Linked DNA regions of Mus musculus: region 1 is linked to region 2. The links are chromatin contacts, found by Hi-C in ENCODE. All regions are on one chromosome and are shown on one strand. Each heading gives the region's core, a stretch centred on a gene start or an enhancer-like site at or near the end of the contact. The rest is flanking DNA. Distances are from core to core; before and after follow the strand shown.

What was found. Hi-C counts contacts between places; a loop is a spot of excess contacts on that map.
Region 1: a map of regulatory T cell shows a loop between it and region 2 (2.4-fold over the local background). The contact joins the promoter of Trim12a here to the promoter of Trim34a in region 2. A Hi-C loop is called at or near these places in 5 of 37 maps with a recorded cell type or tissue (T-helper 17 cell, T-helper 2 cell, regulatory T cell and 1 more).

The regions. Positions count from the first base shown.
Region 1 is chr7:104,314,213-104,317,471 of GRCm38, reverse strand. It overlaps Trim12a (tripartite motif-containing 12A), which reads left to right and starts at 1,977. Exons shown (of 8, transcript NM_023835.2): 1 at 1,977-2,061. It overlaps Gm15133 (predicted gene 15133), which reads right to left and starts at 2,441. Exons shown (of 7, transcript NR_040749.1): 1 at 2,364-2,441; 2 at 89-176.
Region 2 is chr7:104,242,988-104,246,059 of GRCm38, reverse strand. It overlaps Trim34a (tripartite motif-containing 34A), which reads right to left and starts at 1,603. Exons shown (of 8, transcript NM_030684.3): 1 at 1,468-1,603.

The DNA of each region.
Region 1 (3,259 bases), core at 728-3,227, 71 kb before region 2:
GAAATAAATGTCAATGTGTATTGCACACAGTTAGAATCACACACATGGTAGCACTGCTCACTGAAAGTGTGGCCAGTGCTTTGCTCACCTGGTCACCTTCATCCTTTTCACTGAGGTCAGAGGGTAATGGCAGACTAAATGTAAAGTCTAATCTTTGCAGAGTTGAGAGTGGAATTCTGCCTAGAGAGAACATTCATGCAGAGTTAGATCATAGTCTGGGTATTTAATAGTTTTAATTCCCAGACAGACTTTAGGAAGAAACAGAGAAAGCCTTAAGTAAAATGTAGAAAAGACAGAGACATGGTAGCTCCTGCCTCTCGTCCCTGAACTCAAGAGTTTGACAAATTAGTATTCCAAGGAATTAGAAACTATCCTAAACACTCTAAACACTTAGTGATTTCTAGCCCAGGCTTGAATATAGAGTAAATATCTGCCTCCAAAAAAAAAAAAAAAAAAAGGTAAAGGGTTTTTCATAACTATTAACATTTCAGAGGAATGGGAACATCAAAGCATTATTTGTAAGCAATTGTGTCCACAGCAAGAACAACAGTGAGACTTATGACCTCATCAAGATATGAAATTTAGGTAAGTGTATAGCTATGGATAGAGCACTAGCCCAGCATCCACAAGGACCGTGGTTCAATCACTGAAGTCAAAAGCAAAACTGAACAACAACAGCAAAAGTTCATGATCCCAGCACCGGGGAGGCTAAGGGAGCTAGAGCTCATTTAGGGTCAGGCTATCAGAAAGGAAGAAGAGTATAAGACAGTTGTAAGTATGTGAAATAAATTCAAACTACAGAGTTATGTCTGCTGTCACTCATCATTCCATATTTCAGAAGACAGAGACTGTAGGGAAATAATTAGAGAGGCAAACAGGAAAGGGGATGAGACAGGTGATGGTGGCTTCTCCAACATTCACTCACACAACTGACTTTCTTTAATTAATTTGTGATTTATTTATTTATTCTTCTCTTTCTTTCTCCCTTCCTTTTCTCTTTGGAAAGCTTCAGGTGTTTCCCATGCCATGCTGATGTCAGTCACCATGGCTGAGGATGGCTTTGACCTCCTGATCCTCATGCAGCCAGCTGCAAGGCAGTGGCATCCTGTGCCGGTTTGAATAACAATGGCCCCAAAGCCTAAGATCTTTTGAATACTTGGTTCTCAGCTATCAGGACACTGTTCAGGAAAGATTAGGAGTGTGGCATTCTTGAAGAAGGTATGGCATGGGTGTAAGCTTTCAAGATTCAATAGATTCTGACCACCAACACCATTCTCTCTCTGCCTCAGGTTTCTGTCAAGATTGTGTCTCCAGTTGTGACTTCTCACTTTCTGCTCCAGCACCATGTCTCCCTGCCTGTTATCAGGCTCTCCACTGTGGTGGTCATGAACTCTAACCCATAGGAACTGTGAGTGCCAAATTAAACACTCTACTTGTAACTTGTCCTAGTCATGGTATTTATCAGAGCAGTAGAAGAGTAAAGAAGATAGACCACAGGGGCCACCACAGCTGGTTTTGTACACTTCTGAGGACCATCCCAGTGCTTCATGCTTGATAGGCAAGCACTATGTCAACAGAACCTCATTCCCAGCTCTACAGATTTCCCCCTTCTAATCCGTTAGTGCTGAGTCACTATATAGGTGTTCAATACACCTCTAAGCCAAATAGGAACCTCCAAGACATTCTGGTGAGGGACTCCTAAAAGGGAGGAAATGAATGGGTGGATCATATCAGCACTGGAAAAGGACTAAGTCTGTTCGTTCAGCCACATAATACATAATCTGGAGGAGACCATGGGGCAGCTGGTGAGCCCTCTACAGCTCATTACTCTCTGCTGTGAGGGTGGTGAGGTGTTTCTGCCTGGCTCTGCACATAACTCCTCCCCAGTTTCCAGAGCCAGCCAATGCTGATATGAGGGTAACTTCCTCAGTCAGTGGGGTTCTGCAGGCTTATGCAAAGGCATCTCATTGGTCTGTAGAGTTGTGGTTTCTGTTTCATTTCCAGAGCTCAAACTTTCCTTTCTCTAGATTTTAGCCGGAAATACCTTGAAGTTCTGGATTGGTGAGTTAATTCTCCCTGGTTTACAACTTTCTGGCGTCTGATAAAGGGCTGAGCAATTTTAGGGGGCAGATTTTTGAAGACTTTGAAAGGAGAACATTGCTTTTGTTTGGGTGAGTTTATCCTGTAAAAGCGGGGGAGGGAAAGGGGGACGGGCTGCCGGCCTCTGGCTGAAAATGCAAATGGGGGAGCTTGAGGGAGGTGCCTCCTCAACAACAACAACAACAAAAAACTACTTTAAAGATGCCTGTTGTCCAGATTTAGTCTCCCCCTTCCGATTCACAATCTGTAATTTTGAATCGTACCTTGTCGACGAGATCCAGAACTTTGTTGTCTATGACAGTCATTCTTTTTCCAGGCAGCAAAGCTGGATCAGAGCCTCTGCTTTTTACTGCGTTTTTGTGTGATAAAGTGGTACTTCCGCATACTCTAGGGCTGTGGTTCTTTACCGGATCAGACCCGTTTGAATGACCTTTTCACGGGAGTTTCACTTTAGATATCTCGCATGTCATACATTCATATTATGATTCAAAACTGTAGAAAAATATAGTTAAGAGGAAGCAAAGACCACAGTTTTATGGTTGCGGTCAATACAACACGAGAAAGTTTTCTAAAGAGTTGCAGCATTAGGAAAGTTGCAAAATACTCCTCTAAGAGAACCAGAGTTTCTCTCAGTTTAGTAACAAAGACTGAGAGCCTGTTATTTAGTCATCGACCCTGTTTGACAGTCCCAAGCCCGGGAATAACTTCAGCTATTTCCTTCTCCTTCAGATATTTTCTCCATACCAATATAAACTTCAGCCCAGCTTGAGATTCCAGATACACAGGAGCAGAAGGATTATAAATTGATGGCCATCATCAGCAACTCAATAAGACTCATTCATAGAATATTTTTTTAAAAGACATCTGTGACTTAGTTCAGTGATAGGGTACTTTTCAATCTTTGGGTTCAGTTCCCACGCAGAGGGGAAGGGGTGTTTGAAGATGGGAAAACTACTATGAGCATGCTCCAGTGACACATCTGAAGATTTCCCCCAAAGTGCCAACTTTTGTAAGGTTTCTTGGAGAGAGGATATGTTTTATGTTGCCCAGACTGGTCTTCAGCTCTTCCGACAGCCCCACTTCCAAGTCTCTGTAGTGTCAGGAGCACATGACTGCAACAGCCTCTTTCTACCTTTAAAGAATGAAAATTAAATTTTTG
Region 2 (3,072 bases), core at 354-2,853:
CAGGAGGTGGTGCCATATACCTTTATCCCCAGCAGTTGGGAGGCAGAAGCAGGCAAATCTCTAAGTTCAAGGCCAGTTGTGTCTACAAAGCTAGTTTCAGGACATCGAGGGCTACACAGAGAAACCCTGTTTCCAAAAACCAAAACCCAAAACAAAATAAGGTAAAAGAGATTATATTGAACTGTTTGCTTAGTCTGAAAACAAAAGCTGCATAGTTTATAAGCTACTTAGTTCTTCTTATTGTCATTCCTAGCTGGAGTATAAGCATGTCGATTTATTTCATATTAGATAAATATTGAATGGGTGCTTAGTATGCTTTTTTATGCCAAAACACGCTTTTTCCCATTGACATTTTTAATTAAAAGAGAGAGAGAGAGACACCTTAATTATCTTCTGTGTTTGGCCATGACTAAACTCTCTAGCATTGCAGTGCAGATTCAGAAAAAGGAGATGTGGTGAATTCTGAAAAGTGAAAGTACTGGACAATGGCGGGCAGGTGTTTAAACCATCTATGAAGATGCAAAATGCCCATATATTAGCCTAACATGGAAAATATTCAGGATCAATATCTTACCAAGAACACCTAGGCTCTGTCCAGAGCAATACCTAACTCTTGTTTACTATCTAAGCAAAAAAAAAAAAAAAAAGAACTGATATAACTTTTAGTGCAAAGATGCAAGCAAGAATGATCAATAAGGCCTAAGCCAGGTGAGGACACCAGGATCTCTTATGGCTACTGAGACAGAAACAAGCAGGTGGAGGGGTGAGGGGGTTGGGAAGGCACAAGCTTGCAGTCCCAGCTACTTTAAGAGGCTGAGGTAGGGTGATATTTGACCCCAGAACTCCAGGACCAACCTCAGTAAGGCGGTGAAACGGGCCTCAAAAATAAATAATAAATACGTATTTAAAAAAAAAATCTCTGTTTAAGTAAACATGGAATCCTAAGAGTGGCTCTTCAGAGGTACATATAGTTAGAAAGTGACACGGGGGCGGGTTTTCAAGTAAATCAAGGGCTCAGGATGTTAAGGTCACTGATAGCCCCTTTGGCTGCAAGGAGGGGAATAGAGGCTCCTCTTAGACTGAACCCCTGAAACTCTACAGTATCTTAGTAGGCAGAGGGGAGAGGAAACAAGGAGAAGGGAGAGAAGAGGAGGGGACGCGGGGGGTGGGGAGGGCTCCTGAGATTCCAGACCTGTTTACAAGGTGTATCACAGCAGCAGAGCAGAAGGAAACAGGAAGTGCTTGCCCCAGCAAAAGAAGGGGCTTCTCCAGAAAAAAAAAAAAAAAAAGACCTTCCTGCTCAATTTCAATTCGATTCCTCACGAACTCTTTTTCTCAACTTCAGATCACTGCGGTTTGTGATCTGTGAGCAAATAAGCCTCTCCTAAGCGTCACTGAAGTCTCTCCTTTTAGGGTCTCCCTCCCTCCACCCTGGACAAACTTTCGCACACACCTTTGGACCCTCACCTCCGACCTGGAAGGGGAGATCTTTCCTCCAGACAGAAGCGGTGAGGAAAAGCCAGGGACTGGTTTCAGCCAGCCAAACCAACCAGCAGCCCCTCCCTTTTTGACTGCAGAGAAAAGAAACTGAAACTCCAAACCAGCGGATACAGGAAAGAGGAGGAAACTTTTGAGTCCTAAGTATTGGCAAAACTCTAGGCCACCAATAGATGGCAATGCAGGGACTCTGGTGATCCAAGGCTAGAGGAGAAGTTTTCAGCAGCCAGGAAGAGCTTTTTGGTGGCCATAGCTAAGGGCTGTCACTTACATCAGGTGGTTAAAGACCATGTTAAGGGAAGATTTCACTCAGCAAGAAGGCAGCCACGAACTCAAAAGAAACACGAGAAACTTTTATTAACGTGTGAGCCGAAAATAAAACAAATGGCCCAGCAAGCTATACAGTTTCTTACAATCTTTTTCAGGCCAGACAGCAGCGGTATTTTTATCTAGTCACCATCTGAGGGTGGTCTCTGAGTTCCTTAATGTTTAAAGGTGTTCAGTTAGGGGAACAACAACCCAGGAATACATGGGAACACATTAAAAAAAAAAAAAAAAGCACGGTCTTTTGCTTAATTTGTGAATAACAATAACCCTTTGGTTATGAAAATAGAATCTGCAGCTTTGCACTGACCTTTGTCCACTTTGACCTTCTCAAGTGTCTCCATCCCCAATCCCTTCCAGGTTAGCACATTTACATTCCTTTTAGGCTCCACTCAACAGTTACCTAGCAACAGTCAGGTAGGTCTGGCTTGCTATAAAAGGGACTGTTTGGCCCCTCCTTGTTCTCTCTGAGCCCTTTCTCCTTCCCCCTGTCCCCTCTCCACATGTTCCCTGCTGGTAGTGCTCCTCTCTCTCTCTCTCTGTCTCTCTGTCTCTGTCTCTCTCTATCTCTGTCTCTCTCTCTGTCTCTCTCTCTCTCTGTCTCTCTCTGTCTCTCTCTCTCTGTCTCTCTGTCTCTCTCTCTTTCTCTCTTCTTACCCACCCCCCTCAAGAATTATCAAGTCTACCCAATAAACAAGAAAGGGAAACCATGCCTGCAGCAGGGAATGGTGCCAGTGAAGTTGTAAGGGTCCATAATTCAAAGAAGAATGACACCCAACTCAACTGGTATGCAAATGTAAAGATAGATTTCTGCAGAAGTCCAGCAAGCTGGGGTCTCCCATTACCAAGATAGAGACACCCAAGAGAGCTTGCTGGTCTGATTTAAGGCTCATTAGGGAATTCTGAGGTAGGGACCTCTATGTTAATCTATTGGGTCCATCTCTATGGACATTCTATTACCTGGGTGTGAGGGCAGGAAACTTGCTGGGGAGGTCTGGGAACTGTTACCAAGGTAGTAACTGAGGAAGTCTGGAAACTGCTGCCTACCCATTGGCCTTGCTTCAGGCCAGGTGGTTGGGACATTCCATTAACTGGGCTTGAAGGCTGGAGCCTAGGATTTTTTCTATTGGTAATTGACTTGCCTGGACTGGCTCAGTTCTTAGGCCTAGTCTCCTTAACTACCAATTTTAAGTCTGTCATGAAATCAGCCTAGCTTTCTCTCTCAAAGTCATAAATCTTAAAGGAAAACCT